Linked DNA regions of Mus musculus: region 2 is linked to region 1. Evidence: chromatin loops called from intact Hi-C (ENCODE). Cell type or tissue: gastrocnemius. All regions are shown on one strand. Links, peaks and the distances in the headings refer to the core of each region. The heading gives the core; the rest is flanking DNA.

Region 1 (10,308 bases), core at 3,190-7,189:
CTCAGTTTCTCCACGCTTCTGGCAGAGGCCTGGTGAGCAGCCATCTTGGCCAAGCCTTGGGGCGCCCCTGTGGGCGGCCTCCCCCGCGCCCCCGCCCGCCTCCCTCTGCTTGGCAACAGCCCCCCCCCCCCCCCCCGCCACTGCGCGGCCCTGCGCACCGTCGCCATGGGAACCAAAATTTTCAGGCCAGGAACAGATGAGCGTCTTTTGTCCTTTGCACTCCCACCAGTGTGGGGAACAAGGACCTTTCCCTATCGAGTCGTGACTGGGGGTGGGGGAATCATTAGTACAGCCCCGCCCACACCTTAGGTGCACTACCTTCAATTCCTTTTCTGCACCATGAGACCCTGAGACAAGAAGGACACCTGGGATGTTGCCTGAGTATGCTGTGGAGGCGTCATGTGTTTGTTCCTCCAAGGGTGCTTTCCCTTTCCTGGGCATGGCTGCGCTACCTTGCCGGTCTGGCCACCCCAGCCAGCCAGGGAGGTGGTTGGCATTTGGGAAAGCCACATTTACACACACACATACACACACACACACACACACACACACACACACACACACACACACACACACAGTGCTGCGCAAGCGCGATGACACCTTTTATGTGATAAAGATGGCGAAAGAGAGGTCCTGGCGTGTGTGTGTGTGGGGGGGGGGGGGAGCCTTGGCTCCAGGCACCCCTGCGGGGATGGGGAGTTGGGGGGGCACTCACATTGTAAGACTCGGCCCCACCTGTCCATGAGTCACCCCAGTGACGGCGGCTGCTGCTGCTGCACGGGGACGTAGGGGCTGACTTGCAGGGGCTCTTGTGGGGAGGGGCCGGCAGAGCTGAACCTGAGCTGGCTCTATGCCCTACTTGTAGCCTCAAAATGCAGCCCACGGCCACCATGGCCACAGCGGCCGCCACTACCGCCACTGTTGCCCTGACGACTTCGTGGGACAATGCCACCAGCCGCCCCACGGTGGGTTGGGTGACTCCTGGAGACTGGGGGTAGAGGTGGGATGGAAACCCCACTCTGCGGTGGAGCCCTGACATGCCCCGCCCTGTGCACTCAACCCCGACTCAGGCGGAGCCTGACCCCATCTTGGACAACTATGTGCTGCTGGTGGTGGTGATGTCGCTGTTCGTTGGAGGCACGCTGGTGGTGCTGTCTGGCGTTCTTCTGCTCTGCAAACGCTGCTGGGAGGTGCACCAGCGCTTCAACAGGTGCTTGTCCTGGGAACCACTTGACACATGCCCAGGCGCGCTTGCAGAGCCTCAGAGTGGAGACGCCCCATTCCTGCTCACTCTTCTTCCCCTTTCTTCCTCAGGGCCATGGAGGAAGCAGAGAAGACCACCACTACTTATCTGGACAACGGCACCCACCCTATACAAGGTGAGGGGCCCGCGCGGCTTGCAGCACCCCTAGCTGCACTTGACTGTGCCTCCCGCCGCGCCCCACCCCTCGGCCCCCTGCCCGCCCCCTCGGGCCGCCTGACGGTCTGTCTGTCTGTCTCCCCCACCAGACTGGGCGCAGTTCGAGTCCGACTCATCTCTGTTTCCTTAACGCCCAGGCGTAGGTGCGCACAGGCGCGTGCTGAGAGCGAGTGAGTGTGTGAGCGGATGAGCGAGTGCCCGCCGCCCCGCCCAGCCCGCCCCGTCCTGCCCTCACTCGGCCCGTGCCCCCCTCCCAGCCCACCCCGCCCAGCGGCCTGCCTGGCAGCCAGACACGCGCGGCCCACCCCGGGCCCACCCTCTCTTGGCTCTCCTCACAGACCCCGACTGCAGGGGGGAAGACCCCGAGGGCCAGGACACCGAAACAGAGCGCTTCCTAGCCACCAGCTCCACCGGCCGCCGCGTGTCCTTCAACGAGGCTGCCCTGTTTGAACAGAGCCGCAAGGCTCAGGACAAGGGCCGCCGGTGAGAGAAGTCAGGGGGAGGTCACAGCAGCTTGGTGATGAAAGCTGGGGATCCTGGCTCAGGTCTCTTGGTATGGGCTGGCAGGGTGGAGAGTAGAGTAAGTATCAATATCGAGGTCTAAGCAAGGCTGAGGCAGGAGAATTACTAGAGTTATTTTTAAATTTTTACCTATTTATATGTCTTTGTGTGGGGGTATGTACATGTGGTTTCAAGTGCCCACAGAGGCCAGAAGAGGGTGTCAGATCTCTCTGGAGCTAGAATTACAGGTGGTTCTGAGTAGCTCAGTATAGGTGCTGGGAACCCAACTCAGGTCCTCTGCAAGAGCCATAGTGCTCTTAACTCCTGAGCCATGGTTCCAGCCCCAATTGCTACAAATTTCAGACCCCGACTGGTCTGCATAGAAAATACACAGAGAGAGTTCCAGGTCAGCCATGGGTGTATTTCAAAGACCTGCTTTAAAAAGAACACCAGCACATGGTGGGCAGAGCCAGGAAGATTGCTGCAAAGTTCAAGGCCAAACCCAGGCTAGAGAGTGAGACCTGGTCTCAAAAAACAAACAAACAAATGGCAGTCTCCAGCAGAGGCAGGTGGGTATTTAGTGAGTTTAAGCCCAGCCTGGTCTACATAGAGAGACCTTGTCTCAGAAATTAAACAAAAACCTGTCACCCCAGCATTTGATAGGTGGAGGCATGAGAATTAAAAGCTCAAAGTCTTAAACAGGGAGAGACCTGTCTGTCAAGATGTTAAATGTAGGTGCTATGCGAGGGACTGCCAAGGGCTGACTGCTGGGGTCCCCAACATAGGTACACCCTGACAGAAGGGGATTTCCATCACCTCAAGAATGCCCGCCTCACCCACCTCCACCTACCGCCCCTCAAAATCGCTACTATCCATGAGTGTGATTCGGGGGAGGCCAGTGCAGCGGCCACACCCCACCCAGCTACCACCTCCAAGGACAGCTTGGCTATTTTCCAGGTGAGGTCAAGGTTACAGCTGCCTGTGGTCTTCAGCAGGTCTTGGAAGGCTGGGGTGGGAAGGTGGGATCGCCCCTCACCTACTTGTACTCTCTGTCCCTCCTCCCTCACCAACCTCTCTGTTCACAGCCCCCTGGGAAAACCCTCACCGGCCACTCAGTCGGCCCCAGCTCCGCCCTGCCAGGAGGTCCCTACAACTCCGTGGACTTCTCAGAGATCAGCCCCTCAACCTCCAGTGACTCTGGGGAGGGCATTTCGGTGAGGGTTCCCTCTGGTGTCCCTACAGTATCCCAAGATCTTGGTGACTTCTTTCTCAGAACCACTCTGCTCCCAGACCATGGTACTTTAGGATTCCCTGTAAGAGCCAGGCTGGTGGGAAGAGTGGACAGCTTCACTTAAAGCCCAAGGAACAGAACTTGTAGGCAGGATCCTTCCCCCGTGAAAGGCAGGATTCAGGGCAGGATGGCAGAGCTGGCTTGAGAAGGGTTGCCAGAAGGGAGTGGCCAAAGGCACACTTCATGGGGACCCAGGGATTGGGCCAGGGCCTGCTGGGGAGGGGATCCCGTTCCTGCCTGACAGTTATCCCTACTTCCCCCCACCTCTCCAGTTAGATGCAGGTACCCGGGGTGCCAAGGCTGCTGGGCCTGAAACAGTGCCTGGGGAGATGGGCACAGGCTCCTCCGGGTCGGGCACTGTTTTGCAATTCTTCACTCGGCTACGCCGACATGCCAGCCTGGATGGAGCCAGCCCCTACTTCAAGGTCAAGAAATGGAAGCTGGAGCCCAGCCAGAGAGCGTCCAGTCTGGACACGAGAGGTAAGGCATTCCAGAGTGACTATGACCTCCAGGGGCCATCTTGATGGAGGCCTCTCAAATGGCCAGGGACTCCCAGGGCCTGAATGTCTCTAGGAAAGCTGTCAGTTGCTGGTACCCTGTCTCTTAGGCACATGACCATCCTGTCACCGGTGCTCCAAGGCCCCCGGGGTGCTCAGAGCTGGTGTGGTCCCCCCTTCATCCATCAGCACACCGATCCCCTAGCTCCCTGGACCTCCACCTGGTCCTTTTGCCTGTATGACTTTGAGTTGTTGAAACAAGCCATTGGGATAGAGGACCGCGCCAGCCTGCGTGAAGCCGAGGCTCCCTCTCCAGTGTTTTGGTGCACATTCCCAGTACATGGAAGGGCAGCAGTTGGAGGACAAGAGCTCATTGCCAGCCTCAGCTATGTAGATTTGAGGCTAGCCTTGGCTACATGAGAGCCTATCTCCAAAAAAAGACAAAGGGAGCATTGGACTAATTTTAGGATTTATGAATGCCTTTTATTTTGAGGTGTCTCACTGTGTGTCCCAAGTAGACCTTGAACTTCCTGCAGCCCTCTTGAAGTGCTCGGATTAGCAGCAGGACACGCCATGCCCAGCTAATCCCCAAAACTTTCAATAAGGCCCTGGACTGTAACAATCTGGGTGTTTGTGAGGACAGTGTCCCATCTCAGCTGTTGCTTTAGGAAGTGACTTCCATATGCAAATGAGTGTGGCCTGTGCCCATAAAGCAGTTTACACAAACAGGTAGCAGCCTGCTGGCCCTAGGATACAGGGCTGCCTAATTGTAGGGTGCCCTGGCCTTGCTTAAGACAGTGCCACGTAGGTACTGACCTTTCCTGTGGGGGAGGAGGTGGAAGACACAGGGTGAGGGAGTACCAGGGAGGACCTGGGTGGCAGAGGGCTCACTTCACTTCCTTTCTGCGGTGCTCTGGTGGGAGGGGCAGTCCTCTTGACTGCCTGGTAAGGATCTGGGCTCTGAGCTGGAGTCAGGATTCCTGGTGCAGATTAGCCATAACCACTGGTGCAGCCCCATGGCTCCCAGCCCACATGGAGGACTGCCCACTCTGGCAGTTCTATTTGGGGTAAGATCCTGGCTTCTGGCCAGGAGCTGGGGGCACGGGTGGTGCAGTTCACCTAAGCTTCCCAGGGCATGGTGCGGCCTGCAGGTGGCATCTTCCTCCCTCCCTCCCATGCAGGCTCCCAACAACCCCAGCTTGCTTAGGCCATGACTTCAGCAAGAGCTGGGCCATTCGAGGCTCTGGGCATCCTTTCTCATGGCCACACGGGTCCAGCCAGGGTCATCCGGACTGCCGTCCTGTGAGGGCTTTCAGCCCACGCCTAATCTCTGGTTCTGGCCTGATCTTCAACTGCAGGTTCCCCTAAGAGGCACCACTTTCAGCGGCAGCGGGCAGCCAGTGAGAGCATGGAGCAGGAGGGGGACGTCCCCCATGCCGACTTCATTCAGTACATTGCCAGCGCAGGCGACTCGGTGGCCTTCCCACCCCCCCGCCCCTTTCTGGCCAGCCCCACCAGCCCGCCCCCCACTCTCGGCAGGTATTTTTCAGTAGATAGAGGTGCTAAGGGTGGGCCTGTGGGCCCCTGCCCTGCCCCGTCCCCCATAGGTGGCCCAGGGACTGCCCTCCTGGCCCTGTGGACACGAACTCGAGTCACCCTGGCCACCTCGTGGGGGCCACCTCTCCAACGCAGACCGGAGAAGGAGGAGGGAAGCAGGGAGAGCTTGGGTAAGGGTAGGTGGGCAGTTGATGGTCCCAGGGTTTCCAAGATGAGACACCCTCCAGAGCAGGGCAGTGGGCTGGGGCCTCCTGTGGCCTTGCCGATATGTGGCAGGCTCCGAGGCCTGAAGGGCTCCTCAGTGGTGCCAGCATCCCTTCTGCCTACCTGCACTCCTGATGTATGCCTGACCCCAATCAAGGAGCGGCCTTGCTAACAGCTGCAATCAGAAATAACCTCCCTCCCTCCAAGTCAAAAACAAAACTCCCAAATGCTAAAACCACTGGGATGCAGGCTGAGGCCTTGCAAACTTGGGGCTGACCCTTAGCTTCATTGATTCACACCTGGCTGTATCAGCCCTTGACCAGTGGGTGCAGTAACCTAGGACAAGGGGCTGATGATTTGGAGTCTGTTTCAGGTCCATTCTCTTGGTACCCTTGCAAATCAAGAGTTACTTAGGAGTGGCCCAGACCCCATGGGAGACCCTCCGTGTCCATAGTCCCTAAAGCACAAACATGTGGCCGGCAGGGCAGGGCAATGCCTGCAGGCTCTGACCACATGGGCCTGGCCTTGCAGGCTAGAGGCAGCAGAGGCGGCGGGAGGAGCGAGCCCTGAGACTCCTCCGGAGCATGGCATCAGTTTGGGGCCCGAGCATGCGCAGCAGCAGGACCCGCAGCAAGAGCAGGACGCCGAGCATGCACAGTGCAGCTACCGTGACCTGTGGAGCCTTCGTGCTTCGCTCGAGCTCCATGCAGCCACTGCATCGGACCACAGCAGCAGCGGCAATGACCGCGACTCAGTGCGCAGCGGCGATAGCTCGGGCTCGGGTTCCGGAGGTGGAGGGGCAGCACCCGCCTTCCCACCCCCTCCGGAGTCTCCACCTGCTTTGAGGCCTAAGGACGGCGAAGCCCGCCGCCTGCTACAGATGGACAGTGGCTATGCGAGCATCGAGGGGCGCGGAGCAGGCGACGAAGTTTCAGAACTTCCTGCTCCAGCCCGCAGTCCTCCCCGCAGCCCGCGAGCCTGGCCACGCAGGCCGCGCCGCGATTACAGCATCGACGAGAAGACGGACGCTCTTTTCCATGAGTTCCTGCGCCATGACCCTCATTTTGACGATGCACCGCGTCACCGCACACGTGCACATCCTCACACTCATGCGCGGAAGCAATGGCAACAGAGAGGACGGCAGCACAGCGACCCCGGTGGTGCACGTGCAGCCACGCCCCCTGGAGTGGCCCGCCCTACACGTGCGCCATTACGCCGTGGGGACAGCGTTGATTGTCCTCCTGAAGGCCGTGCGCTGCCCATCACGGGTGATGACCCATCCATTCCTGTCATCGAGGAGGAGCCTGGCGGTGGAGGCGGTGGTTGCCCAGGCTCTGGGTTGTGCGTTGAGCCCGCCGGGGCCCTGCTAGACAAGCTAGCAGCCAGCCTCGACGAGAGACTCTTCTCTCCCCGTCTTGCTGAGCCAGTTGCCTCATCCCAGGTGCTGATTGTCGCTGCTGCTGCCCCTACATCCCCTGACCACAGCCCGGCCTAAGCTCTGTACTGGACCTGCCTCTCTGCTGCTTCTCCGGCAGCACATGGGGCTGCTGTGGGAATGGTGGCAACAGCGGGAGCAACCTGAGGTGGCCGTGCATGGGTACACGGCCCCCAAATCCCAAGTGTGCACATATAGTGTCCCCTGGGCACTTAGCGCAGTGGCCTCCGGAAGCAAGAGGCTCCAGGACCCAGGCTCAACTGCAGGGAGGATGACGAGACTGGACTCTCCGGTCCATATATGGTTGACCCCAGCACCCAGCCTCTGGCCACAGATGCTGGTGGAGCAGGTTCTGAGGTGCATGTGCAGCCTCCCTCCAGGATCAGCTGACCCTCCACTCGTGAGCACTGGCAGGCAGTAACACTGCCTGCCACTGTGTGAGCGAACCTACTGGAGGTGAAGTGACTGTGGGGCACTGAGGATCAGAGAGGAGCTCGCCGCCCCATATTCTGAGTTGATTTACCCTGTCCATGGTATGCGCTCTACCTTTCCTCTCTGAGCAATAACCGACCGCGCCTGCTCTCTGCATGTGCACAGGCTCCCCGTCTCATTCCTCCCCGAGAGCCTTGGGCTTTGGACACAACGGACAGAACAGCCCAGGTGGCAGCTTCAAGTTTCCCAAGCTTTATTTATTGCCAAAAGATAGGGCAGACTCGCTGTGAGTGCCTGCCCACTCCCTGCCCTGCGCCCTCTGTGGTTGGTCGTGTTGTCTGGTTAATCATAAATGTCTCTGCATATTTGTTTGCTCTGGGTTTTCTCTGCAGGCCACCCTGTGCCCCGCCTGCTCCATATTTCCAAACACCCTCATAGCCATAGCTCAAATCCACCTGTTTTATTAAAAAAAAAGAAACCAACCCAAAGACAGCGAGGCTCGCAGGGCGGCATGCAGGCAAGGCCGGCCAGTGGTCTCGACATAAAGTGCTTCTGGGGCAGCAGGTCCGCCCTCGGCTCCAACGTCCCGAAGTGAGTGGACAGGCAGGCCTGGAAAACCCAGCCTTGCAGGGACACCTGCCCAGAGATCCTGATGACACACTGTTGGTAGAATGGGTGGTCACTTAGTACCACCTCAACCACCAGACCTTCCCCCTTGCAGCACTGCCCTACGGGAAGGAGCTAGGAGCCCAGCAGACACCCACTGTGAACACCAGGGATGGCTGGACCCAGGCCCATGCCCACCTGTAGGCCTCAGTCACTGCTGCTTGCAGGCCGAGAGCCGGCGGATCTTGTTGCTGGAGCACACCTTGCGCGCAGGGTTGGCGGTGCCAGGTCGGCCTTCTGGCTTCACCTTGCTGCTGAGCTGGGGCTCTGTGCCATTCACACAAACAGCCTTGGGCAAACTGTGGCTCTGTCCATTCTGACCCACTTCCTCTTCCAGGACCTGTCCTACGGGAAGATGGCAAGCATAGCTTGAGCCAAGGGGCAGGTAGCTCAAAGCCCCAGGGCCCAGCCAGCCCCAACTGTGACAGAGGCTGGTCGGAGGTGCTCTAGCCTCTGGTGCCACCCACCCCTCAGTAGCTCCAAAGGCAAGCAGGCCCACTGCCTTCACAGTGCTATGCCCTGGCCCTCCTGCAGCATGCCCACGCTCACCTGCCTGTCTAGCCTGGGCAGCCCAGCACCAGCTCACAGAGCTCTCCAAGGGAGAGGCTCTAGACCCTCAGTACAGGCACAAGGAGATGAAGCATTCGGCCTGGGAGCTACTAGCTGCGATGAGCACCGGGAAGGAGATCATCCAGCTGAGGGCTGCAGACCAGCTTGCTCTGTTGGCCTGCCCTCGCAGTGGGACAAAAGATGGCCTCTCCTGAAGCTTCCCAGGCTCCAGAGGTCAGTGTCTACATGTAACTCCACAGTCCAGTGCTTGGCAATGCGGCTGTGGAACCCAGCACACAGCCCACTGCCCACGCTCCTGGATCCAGAATTTCTCTCCCAAACCCTCTGACTTGGCCACACTAGCAGCACCCACTCTGGCTCACTCTGCATGGGACTGAGGCTTGAGGTCAGGTGGACTCTGAGAAAGCATCTGTCCCCTCCTCCACACAAGGCACTGAGTAGAAAGCCCCTGTCCTGTTGCTGCAGAGTCCGACCCTCATGCCAAGTACAGAGGGATCAGGCTATCCTCAGAGCACGGTCACTTCACTCTGTGCAACACTACCCCATTTGACAAATGGGCTCCATGGCCAACCAGTGTCCCCAGACCCTTGCCTTCCTTCAAACCACAGCAGCCTTAAGGGTCCCTCATGCAACCAGCACCTAAGTACATCTTCTCCCCAGCAGAGAAACCAGCTCTCAGCCAGGAGCCCAGCCTGTGGGACAGTCTAGACAAGGGCTCCACGTGACAGAGTAGAAGACACTATTCCCACATAGGGATGCTTTAAACCTTAGAAAGGGCTGTGGCCAAGGCCCATACTGGACATCAGGTGTATACCTGTCCTTGTGGATTCCACCTGGCACCCAGCGGGCACTGCTATTAGAACTCTCAATTGCTACAGGAGACACAGTAGCCCAAGGTCCTTACCCTCCCACCAAAGCTATTTGAAAGGCCAGGAGCTAAGTGGGACTGGCATGCAGGCCACAGGAACAAAGGCCCCAAGAGCCCCTGGCTGGTGGCCACCCTGGCACTGAGGACCTAGCTCAGGCCTTGGACCCAGGCATGTTCTCTGAAACCCTGGTGGGGAGCCTGTCAGGGTAGTGACAGGAGGGAAGTCGCGGCAAGCATCCACCTGCAGACACAGTGGACAAAGCTTTATGGAGGACATGGGTGGGGCAGCAGACAGGGAGCTACACTAAAGCCCCAAACCCCTCCTCGGGCTCCTCTCCAGGAAGGCCTGCGCCCTGGCTCTTCCACATGCATGTGTCGCATGCATCCTCGCTAAGCCCTGCCTCGGCCGCCTCCTCGACACCTGGGGAAGAAGGCGATATAAGGTCAGGCATGGCCAGGACCGAGGGCCACTGGACCCTCCCTCAGGTGGCTGTCTCAGGGCCCCTACCCACTGCCCTCCAGGGTTCCCCTCCTCCTGCTAGATGCAGCCAGGGAGCCCTTCATCTAGCCCAGAGTGAAATGCCACAGCCACCAGGATGGCTTTGGCAGTCCTGGTGGCTCATGTTAGCTGGCTGGAGACTTGGGAAGGGGACCAGCCCCAGAGTGCACAAAGTCACCAGCTCCAGTAGGAGCTGCGCCAAGCCAGCTTACCAGGCACTGTGAAGTCCTGGGTGTAGATAATGCCGTCCTCAATGTCAAACAAGTCTTCCTCCTCCTCCTCCTCCGCACGGCCATGCAGGTCCTCCAGGTAGGGCACTACAGTCATACTGCGCCAGCGGTCCTTAGTGTCTGGGCTTGGTGGGATAG
Region 2 (10,308 bases), core at 3,077-7,076, 99 kb after region 1:
TTGCCTACAGTTGCCAGGGGATTAATCCCAGCCTGCTCCACTGAGGTTGGGGGGAGGAGAGGCTTGGCCGGGCCGCTGTGGTCTGAGCCTATACAGAGTTTGGGTACTGCTGGATCAGTTCAGTGTTAGTCCCCAGCCTCGGCCATTCAGGGTCAGGTCTGCGAGCTAAGTGCTCAGGCTGACTGCCTCTTTGCCTCTTGTCTCTGCAGCTGTGTCATGACCGTGGCTACCTGGTGACCCAGGATGAACTGGACCAGACACTTGAGGAATTCAAGGCGCAGTTTGGGGACAAGCCCAGCGAAGGACGGCCAAGGCGCACAGACCTCACGGTGCTGGTGGCCCACAACGATGACCCCACAGACCAGATGTTTGTGTTCTTCCCAGGTGAGGCCCTTGGGCTGGCAGGAGTGGTCTCCTCCAGGCCCTGGCTCAGGTGCCAGTGAATGCATGTCCCACTCTGGCCTAACGCTGCCTGTAAGATTGTGGCAGCTGCCTGCTTTTGTCCCTGTCTCCCCTGGGAAGCCTCCCTTTTGCTGGTGTCGTTTTCATCCCATAAGCCCCAGAACCAGCTCTCAGCCCTCCACCCCCTGGCTCCTATATGCTGTATTCTATAGCTTCTGCCTGGGAGTCCCAGGGCCAGCTATGCCACCCCCACACCCCCTGTGTGCTGTATTCTACAGCTTCTGCCAGCAGCGCAGGTGTCTTGTGGGAGTGAAGGCTATTGGGGAGCCCAGGACCTCCCTGTGCAGCTACATTCAGTCTCCCCAGACAGCTTGCCTCTTTTAATACCTAATGCTTTGTGGCCCCGGGACCTGGTTTTTAGTGTGAGAATTGGGGGGTGCGGGGATGGGCATGGTAGCATATGCCTGTAAGCCCAGTGTTTGAGAGGCAGAGGCAGGCAGTCGAGGCCAGCCTGGTCTATACAATGACTTCCGGGACAACTATGGAGGGCATTGGTTCTCAGCCTTCCTGATGCTGGGACCCCTTAGTACACTTCACATTGTGACCTCCAACCATAAAATCTTCATTGCTAATTCATAACTAATTTTGCTACTATTATGAGTCATAATGTAAATATACCTGTGTTTATCCAGCAATTTGCAAACTAGGTGGCCTGGGTCTGCTCCTGCGCTCTGCCTGAGGAGACAAGGCTAGCCTCATGTAGACACAGGGTCCATCTCTTGGTCAGTCAGTTTCTCCTTGAGGCTGTCTAAGCTGACAGTACCATATCCCCCAAACCCCAGAGCTGCTGAGAGCCCCCACCCCCGTTCCAGGGGGGCCGCAGTTCCTGCATACCCTGCAGCTTCTGCAGTGATAGCTGAGCCCCCTGGCAGCCCCATCATGGCTGCCTTGATGTTCTAGTCTTCCCTTGCAAGCAGAGAAACTAAGACCACAGGCTCCAGTAGTGAGTGTGAGGGTGGTGCTTGTGTGCCCGCAGAGGAGCCCAAGGTGGGCATCAAGACCATCAAGGTATACTGCCAGCGCATGCAGGAGGAAAACATCACACGGGCGCTGATTGTGGTGCAGCAGGGCATGACGCCCTCCGCCAAGCAGTCCCTGGTGGACATGGCCCCGAAGTATGTGCTGGAACAGTTTCTACAGCAGGAGCTGCTCATCAATATCACAGAGCACGAGGTGTGTGTGGTGGGGTGGGGCGTAGTGCTGCCTGCATCCAGGACACGGGCCGGGGCGGGGTGCTTCCCCGGTTTTGGCCCTGAGCATCCAACTTGGTGATATTAATAGCCTGGTTTTGTCCTCTGTCCCAGCCCCATGACAATACCCATTAGTCTGTTGGTCTGTTGAAGTTCCTGATGGCCGCGTGCCTGTGGGTGGGTCTCTGTCTCCACAGCTAGTCCCTGAGCACGTGGTCATGACAAAGGAGGAGGTGACTGAACTGCTGGCTCGATAGTATCCTTTACTCTGTCCCCACACCCCCCTCACCCCAGCGCTGCCCGCCAGCTGCTTCCTTGACTGTTCTAGCAAGCTTCGTGAGAGCCAGCTACCCAGAATCCAGGCCGGGGACCCAGTGGCACGGTACTTTGGGATCAAGCGAGGGCAGGTGAGAAGCCACAGTGGTTGTTCCCCTCCTAGGCCCTTTGGGAATTATTGGATCTCCCTGGTTCCTCCATCTCCTCCCTGTCTCTGAGGCCAAGACCACCATTGCCATAGGCCAGTGGTCCCAAGGCCCTGCCACCACCACTCCCTCGCCTGCCTGCTCCCACAGGTCGTGAAGATCATCCGCCCCAGTGAGACGGCTGGCCGCTACATCACCTACCGCCTGGTGCAGTAGCCGCAGGTGAGCCCAGCACTGCCCAGATGAGCCTGCTACTTGTCCTTGACCCGGTAGAGGGTCAGAGCTGCACCCACAAAAATAAAATGTAACGGGAGGGTAGGCTTGAATCCTAATGCCCAGGGGCAAAGGCAGGCAGATGTCTGTGAGTTCCAGACCAGCCAGGGCTACATAGTAAGCCTCAGAAAGCAAGCAAACAAACAAACCCAAAACAACCCATACTCTTGCCAGGGGAAACCTAGTGCTCAGAGACTGAAGCAGGAGGATTGCTGCACATCTGTGGACTCCTTCTCGGTGTGAGTGTCTCCAGGAAAACAATGAAGAGGAACCCACAGCTGCACCGCATGCAGGGAAACCCAGAGCCCACTGCTCTGCACAGCACCCTGACAGCTGTGGGCCACAGCCTGTGGGTCATAACTGGATTGCCTTTTGACTGACGGGTTCCGTCCTGGCCATTGTCGCAGGATGAGTGACTCCAGAGCTGCAGCCACACCCCCACTCCTTACTCCAGGGTCACTGTTCTGTTCAGAGTTCTCCATTCTCGAAGGACTCTCCTGAGAATTAAAGGATACTTTGATAAGTTACTGTGGTGCAATCCTAGAGAGCCTTGGCTCAGGGTGCGTTCTGTCCCTCCTGGAGCTCCCAGTTGCTCCTGCCTGAGCGGCCAGGGCCTTGCCACTCTTGCTCTGTGGAGTGGTTTCCGAAGACACACTTGAGTTACCACACAGCAGACTCCCTGTTGTGGAACTGTGGAGGGACTTGTACCATGCAATTGCCAGGCTCCTGGGCCACACCCAGCCCTTCCTATCCACTTTGAGGTTTGAGAGAGGGCAGTACAGGGGCTTCCTGAGTGACTGGGGTGACCCTTCAGTCCATGCTCTCCTGCCCATCTCTGTGCTGAGGTGGTAGAGTCCCATCCTGTGCTCAGATTGGCCTAGAAGCTGAGCCTCCTGCCTCCGGCTCACCTATGCTCTACCCCAAGGTACCAGCTAACGGCCCAAGTCCCCTCCCTTCCTTACACAGCTCAGTAGTGCTGGCTATGTTCATGAGGTCCTGCAGCAATCAGGACAGCAATTCCAGGACAGTATGTCAGCCATGTTAGTGCCGTCAGCCAGCCAGCCAACCCTGCCTCTCCAGCATTCAGGAGTTCGCTTCCTGTTCTGGTCTCCTGCCATTGTCCCACACTGTTGTCTTTGTCTGCGTCTCGAGCAGGGTGTCCCTAGGGTTTTGCCACACTGGCTGCTGCTAGAGCCTCATGTCTGTTGATGGCTGCGTGATACTGGGCTTGTCGCACGTAGCATTGCTGTGTCTGGCACACACCAGGGGGGTTGGGGGGGGGGGGTTCATGTGCTGAAATCAGATGGCTCCAGTTTGGGACAAGGTCCCCCAGTATGTGTAACCCAGGCTTCCCTGAGACTTAAAAACCTCCCTCCCTCAGCCTCCTGTGTGCTGGGCTGAAAGGTGTGTGCTACCACAAATAGGTTACAAACATTTGGTTTTGCCCTCTGCCCTGCTTGTGTGTGGAGGTGAGGATAGCCAGGTTGTCAGCCAGGGAGCTTCCTGGGCGTCTACCTCCCATCTTGCTCCTAGGAAGCTGAGATTAGATGTTCAATATGGCTCCTGCTTCCATGTGTCTCCTGCCCTGGCTGTTCTCGAACCAGGCCGGCCTCGAACTCAGAAACACGCCTGCCTCTGCCTCCCAAGCGCTGGGATTAAAGGCATGCGTCACCACTGCCCGGCTCTCTCACAGGTCTTCTGGAGGTGAGAGCCAGGCCTGTGTGGCTTGGAGCTCAGAGTTCTACCTTCCTCTGCTCTATCACACCCAGCTTTTTACCTTTTGTCTGACTTCTGAGGATGCCTGCTGTTCCCATCCCCAGAACTGAAGTTACAGATGGTTGTGGACCAACATGTGGGTGCTGGGAGCTGAACCTGGGAGAATGGCCTGTGCCCTTACCTCTGTGCCAGGTCTTAAAGCCAACTCCATCCTTTTCTTTTTGTTTATTTTTTAAAAATATTTCTTTATGTAAGTGTTCTTTCTTTATACACACCAGAAGAGGGCAACAGATGGTTGTGAGCCTCCCTGTGGATTCTGGGAATTGAACTCAGAATCTCTGGAAGATCAGTCATTGCTCCTAACCACTGAGCCATTCCTTTCCATATTTTCTTAGACACACATTGGTCACATTGAGCTCTCCAGAGGGCTTCAGTGCACCTGACCCTGTGTCCTACAGTAGGGTGGAATCCTCAAAGGCAGCCTGAGAGCTGCTGATTCCTGGTCCTCCTGCAGAGCTGTGGGCACCTCAGGTCATGAGACGAGTCTGAGATTTCTGGAGTTCCCAGCAGGCTTCCCCTCCTGTCTGTAGGAGGATGAGTCTGCCCTCTAGAGGAACACTCAGATTCATCCTGGCCAAAACCTGCCAGGCCTAGAAGGGCGTGGAAGTCTCCCTCCCAGAGGCCCTCACTCGGAGTGTTGGGGTCCCTGTAGGCAGGAGCAGGGAAGGGATAGAGTTTGTGCCTCCAAGGGGCACAGCTTCAGTGTGGGCAGATGGAGAATGGAGACAGGTGACACTGAAGGGTCTCACTTAGTTCTTTGGTCACCACAGGCTAAGGGCCGAGAGTAAGCTTAGCTAAAGTTCACCCTCTCTGAAGTCACACAAGAAGAGCCAGGGAGTCCACTGTGTCCCTCAGCCTTTGGTGGGTGTGACTTGAACACCCGTCTAGCATTGGGAAGCCCTGGGTTTTATGCTCAGCGCTGCACTGTCAACTTCCTAGCAGCCCCACCTTGGTGGCTTTTTATGACCTATACTGTTTGACTTACTGAATAGGGCACACCACTTCTCAGCCTCTGGGCAAGGTTCTCGTGACTTTCAAGTAAGTCAGGATCAGGGTGTGGCTCAATGGGTCAGTCATGGGGGCGGGAGGGGGGGAGGGCTTGTTTCAATTCCAAAATAGTGCAAGGCAGTGCATGAGCCATCTCTAATCTGAGCACTTGGGGAGGGGGCTCTGTGAGTTCCAGACGACCCAGGGCCACATAGACCCGGCATAAAAACAAACAACTTCAAAAGAAGAAGCCAAATTGTATGATTATGAGGTTAACAAATACATTCACTGGCAACCAACCATGTGTTAGTTCCTCTCTTGAAGAAGAACTGAGTCCAGACTACCTTCATGTCTGGGTCCTGGCCTGGGGCCAAGACATTTTGTTTACCAAGATCAGGGCAGCCCCTGAAGTGCTTACCACAACTCTGTCCTGACCATCTCTGAGTCACCCTGCACTCAGGCATTTTATCTGTGCCTGTGGTGTGCTGCAGGCTTCTGGCTGACCCTTCAACAGGAAGCCCCCCAGAGAAAGCCCCACCCCAGGAAGAAAGGCCCCTTCCCCTCTTGCTGATAGCAGGATGGGTGAGAATTCTCTTGACTCCTGTCCTTGGGATAACAAGCTGGCTTCTCCTTTCCAGCATCTCTAGCCTTCAATTCACCACGTAGCTGAGGACCATGAACTTTGGATCTGTGCTGCCCCATCCCCCAAACCTCACCTCGTGTCCGTGTCCGGTGAGCTGGGATGACAGGCGTGCCCCACCCCAGCTTCTCAAGGACCTGGGGATTCCCCTGGGTCAGGCAAGCACAGTCCTTGCTGCAAAGTGGCATTTCTTCTGAGACCTGCACACTGAGTTGATGTGGGGAGTGTCCTAGGGCCACCTATGTGTGAGGACAGGGGCTGAGAAGGGTGGCAGGTGCTACTCGCCCCTCCCGAGGCTGAAGCTCTGCAGGACAGGGTTTCTTCCCCAGAACTACAAAAAATAAATGAAATGTAGTTTGTAAACAAAGAACAAAACCCACAAAAAGACTGGCATGGTGGCGACATGCCTTTGATCCTAGCACTCAGGAGGCAGAGACAAGCCAGCCTGGTCTACAGAATGAGTTCCAGGACAGCCAAAGCTATGTAGAGAGATCCTGTCTCAAAAAGCCAAAAACTAAAAATAAATAAAATGTAGTTGGCAGACTGGGTATAGCGTACAGACAGCTGTCATCCCCACACTTGGTTTGCTGAACCTGGAGGATGCTGTTAATCAAGATTAGCCTGGACTACAGGCTAGTCCTCCAGACGTTGAAGGGGCTTGCTGCCAGCCTGACAACCCACATTTAATCCTCAGAGGCAGCATAGTGGGAGGAGAGAACTGTAAGCTGTCCTCTGACCTCTCCAGCGTCTGTACAAACAGCATACACTACAAATAATAAAAACAAGAGACAGCGACATCCCTGCATCACGCAGCCAGGAAATCACAGAGGAACCTAGAGCCCTGGTCAAACTCAAGACCTTAAACTACTAAACCATAAAATTAAAGCAAGAACCTGAGCCTGGGCTCAGTGGATAAAGCACTTGCATGCGTGGAACCCTGTCGTCCTAGCACTCTGGAGGTAGAGGCAGGAGGGAGGATTGGTAGTTTAAGGTCTTCTTTGGCCACACAGCAAGTTCGAGGCCAGCCTCTGAAATCCTGTCTCAAAAGGGAAAAAGTAAAACAAAACAAAGAAACCAACCAACAAACAAAAACTGTACTTGCACACTCTTCTGGGCAGCTCTGCCTCAACTGGTCAGAAATTGTCACAAGTGTGTGTTCAGGACTGCCTGACTTAATAGCTCCCCAGAGTTGCTGTCACAGGATGGTCCCCACAGCTTGGGCCACCTCCTGAGCCTTTGCTTGAACTGGACTCAGAAAACAGACCAAGGAAGATGGATTTAAAATGTAGGCCAGTCCCTCGAGAGCCCTGGCTGCCCTCGCACAGCGCAGGTGCAGGATCTGGGCCCTCTGCTCACCTCTGCAGGCACAGCATGAGCATGACTCACAGACCCATAGGCAAAACACGAACTCACAAAGTAAATGTTACAAAAGCAAGATGCAGTTCGGTGTTGTGGCACTTGCCTTTCATTCCAGTGGGTAGGATGCTGAAGGAGGCAGATCCCTGTGAGTTCAAGGCCAGCCTAATCTAAATAAGGGGCTTTAGGATAGCCAGGGCTCCAAATGAGACCCTGTCTGAGAAGCAAAAGAACAAGATCGGGCTGTGGCAGTTGGTTAAGAAGTTTATTTCAAGAAAATTGTGAGTTCATGTGGAAAGCTCCTTTACTGCTCCTTGGGAGAGACCCACTGTGTGCCCCCACCCGTCTGTCCATGTCCAGCCTCCTGCAAGATTCCTGAAGCCAGAGCCACCTCCAGCTCCACACACAGAGGTCAGGGCTGTACCCGCTCAGACACATCCAGACTGATGGGGACCATGGGAGAGATGAGGCCATCATGGGAATCTGCAGCTGCATCCCCACAGGCACACAAAGGCCAGGCAACTCCATCTGGGACTGTTATCCATCTGTGTCCATGGTACCAGGGAGCCCTGATCTCCCTGAAGTTCCTCGGCATTGTGAGGAACACCCCCCTCCCCCCGAGTCAAAGGCTGACATTGAGCTGATGGTCCCTGCCATCACCACCCAGCTCAGACGAACTGTGGCTGCCGCTCCTGACTGGTGCCACCTGTGATCTGCCCTCCTCGGAGCCGCATGGTGGGCAGAGGGGCCCGTGATGTGTTGTTGGACTGGTTGGTGTTGAAGTGACACAGCCACGGACCCGGGGCTCCATCCTCACCCTCCAGCTGTTCCTCACTGCCACTATGGCTCTGGGGACCTTCCTCCAGGCCTGCCTCGGTCTGCTCCAGGAAACTGAGGCGGTGTAGAGCACTGGCGTCCGAGGATGAAAGGGGGTCAGAAGCGTCTTCCAGCTCAGAGTCCGAGTCATTAGATGCCGCGTGAGATTCTGGGGCCAAGAGAAGAGGACACAGGGAGGGATGAGGGGAGATGAGCGTGAGCGCGAGTCTGGAGTGCGCAGGCACACACACACACACACACACACACACACACACACAGACCTAAAGACAGGAGAGAAACATGTCTTGTGACCAAGACGAAGCCATATGAGACTCCGTTCTTTCCCCTCTGCTGGCTCTGCTGTGGGTCTACAGACACAGGCCCGCCTCTCCACCCTCCGTCCCCTCCCTGGGATGGGTGGCCACTAACACAGTATGGGAAAAGGCAGTTCATGAGAACAACCCATCATGACAGTGACGCGGCGTGACCTGACCACCCTGTGGTCTGTGGGCCCCACTCCTCACCTCGGCTTCCGTCCTCTGCCTCCTCCTGCAGGGGGAAGACAATGCCCTCAGCAGACTCCAGCTGGCCACACTGGGTGGATGCCCCCTCCTGAATTGAGAAAAGGTGGGGCTAGCTCCAGCATGCCCCACCTCTGCTTCTAGCCTTCATGTATGTAATCTTTATTTTTAGTGTTTGGGTGTTTTGACTGCACAGATCTACAGGTACTGTGTGCTTGTGTGTATCCTCTCTGCTCATGAAGGCAAAAGACTGCGTCTGATATACTGGAAATTAAAGTCACAGACAATTGTGAGCTGACCCTTGAGAGCTGAGAAAAGAATCCAGCCGTCTGCAATAGGAACTGGAACTTGGAGTGCTAAGCCTGACCATCTCCAACCCCTTCACCCAGAAACTTCTCCGTGGGTTGGTCTTGTGAGACAGGATTTCTCTGTGTAGCCCTTGCTGTCCAGAAACTCACTCTGTAGAACAGGCAGCCCTCAAATTCACAGAGATCCTCCTGCCTCTGCCTCCTGCCAGCTGGAACTAAACGTGTGTGCCTCTACTAGGCAGCTCAGACTTATTTTTTTAATTTTTTTTTAAGATTTATTTATTGATTATATGTAAGTACACTGTAGCTGTCCTCAGACACTCCAGAAGAGGGTGTCAGATCTCGTTACAGATGGTTGTGAGCCACCGTGTGGTTGCTGGGAATTGAACTCAGGATCTTCGGAAGAGCAGTCAGTGCTCTTAACCACTGAGCCATCTCTCTAGCCCCCTTTTTTAACTTCTTAATAATTTACTTCGTTGAGATAGGGTCTCAATATATATCCTTGGCTGGCCTGGAACCCTCTATGTAAACCATAGTAGTCTGGAATTCATAGAGTTGTACCTGCCTCTGCCTCCCCAGTGCTGTAATTAAAAGTGGTGTTTGTTTGTTTTTGGATACAGCAACATAAGGTTCTCATGTAGCCCAGGCTAGCTTCAAACTTGTTCTGTAGCTGGCGCTAGCCTTGAAGCCCTTGCCCTCCTCCCTCCATTCCTGAGTCCTGGGATGAGAAGCCCACATAGCAACCTGGCTTACTGGTGCTGGCGATGGAACCAGAACCCAGGGCTTCCTGTAAGCTGGTCCAGCGCTCTACTACTGAGATGGGCCCAGAATCCTGCGAGCATATTTGTGTCACTTCCCTATAGCCTAAGGGGCTTCCACCTCCCTTACCTGGCTGCCAGGCGCCTCCTCTGGCTCCTCCTCAAAGACCAGGCCGTAGTGGACAATCAGAGTCTCAATAACTCGGGCCTGGTGGGGATAATCCACCAGAGAAGAGAGGGACACGGTGGCGTCAGTGGGTCGAGGCCGCAACAGTGTGGGCCCGAAAACGATGCCCAGGTTCCCAGGGGTCATCTTGTTATCCTGCTCCATTTCCACGATCCTGGGGAGGGGCAGAGTTGGGTGTAGGTGGGTGTGGCTCCGGGACACCCCCACCCCCAGTCAGCTCTTGCACCACACAGGGACCCTCACCTTCGCAAGTGCTTCAGCAGGTATAAGAGTGTGGCCCGGTTTTCGGCTGGCAGATCCTGCATGAGCTCACGCAGGCGGCCCACCATAGCCAAGGTTGCAGCCTCACTCTCGGACCCACCCTGCCGACCCCGGCTCGCTGCCTTAGCTTCGGCTTCGGCCTTTAGGCTGTCCTTAGCTAGTCCCACCAGCTCATGGTAGAAGCGAAAAGAGATAAGGGGCTCCGGTAGCTGCAGGGTGACACATTTAGAGAGAGGTCACTGGGCCTGGCCTAGCCAACTTGAGTACCTGACGAGCCCCTCCCCCTGCCAGGTCCTGGTCAAGCCTACCACCTTAAGTCCGGTCTGGCCTCAGACCTGCTAGAGGCTTGTC

Evidence for each region. Peaks named below come from ENCODE experiments on the same cell type or tissue, not always from the same donor. Only the 100,000 strongest peaks of a DNase experiment are listed, where the experiment ranks them.
Region 2: a loop joins it to region 1, with 2.3 times the contacts of the local background. A loop is called at or near these places in 1 of 42 quality-filtered maps.

Annotation. Positions count from the first base shown.
Region 1 is chr10:80,127,945-80,138,252 of GRCm38, reverse strand. Cbarp (calcium channel, voltage-dependent, beta subunit associated regulatory protein) reads left to right here and starts at 866. Exons shown (of 9, transcript NM_001195268.1): 1 at 866-965; 2 at 1,071-1,210; 3 at 1,315-1,379; 4 at 1,759-1,903; 5 at 2,707-2,878; 6 at 3,007-3,135; 7 at 3,485-3,692; 8 at 5,068-5,248; 9 at 6,002-7,819. The coding sequence starts at 873. The coding sequence ends at 6,965. It overlaps Stk11 (serine/threonine kinase 11), which reads right to left. Exons shown (of 10, transcript NM_011492.5): 8 at 10,153-10,308; 9 at 8,142-8,348; 10 at 7,574-7,997. The coding sequence ends at 8,155. In gastrocnemius, for the core only: a CTCF peak has its summit at 4,860 (motif pointing right); DNase peaks (open chromatin) are centred at 4,760 and 6,604; H3K27ac peaks cover 1,222 bases.
Region 2 is chr10:80,028,515-80,038,822 of GRCm38, reverse strand. It overlaps Arhgap45 (Rho GTPase activating protein 45), which reads right to left. Exons shown (of 23, transcript NM_001142701.1): 20 at 9,940-10,166; 21 at 9,640-9,850; 22 at 8,447-8,534; 23 at 7,352-8,091. The coding sequence ends at 7,775. It overlaps Polr2e (polymerase (RNA) II (DNA directed) polypeptide E), which reads left to right. Exons shown (of 7, transcript NM_025554.2): 2 at 210-384; 3 at 1,439-1,635; 4 at 1,850-1,908; 5 at 1,981-2,059; 6 at 2,225-2,296; 7 at 2,522-2,870. The coding sequence ends at 2,290. Among named protein-coding and RNA genes, the nearest start is that of Polr2e, 6.0 kb to the left of the region's middle. In gastrocnemius, for the core only: a CTCF peak has its summit at 4,680 (motif pointing left); a DNase peak (open chromatin) is centred at 5,492; H3K27ac peaks cover 3,162 bases.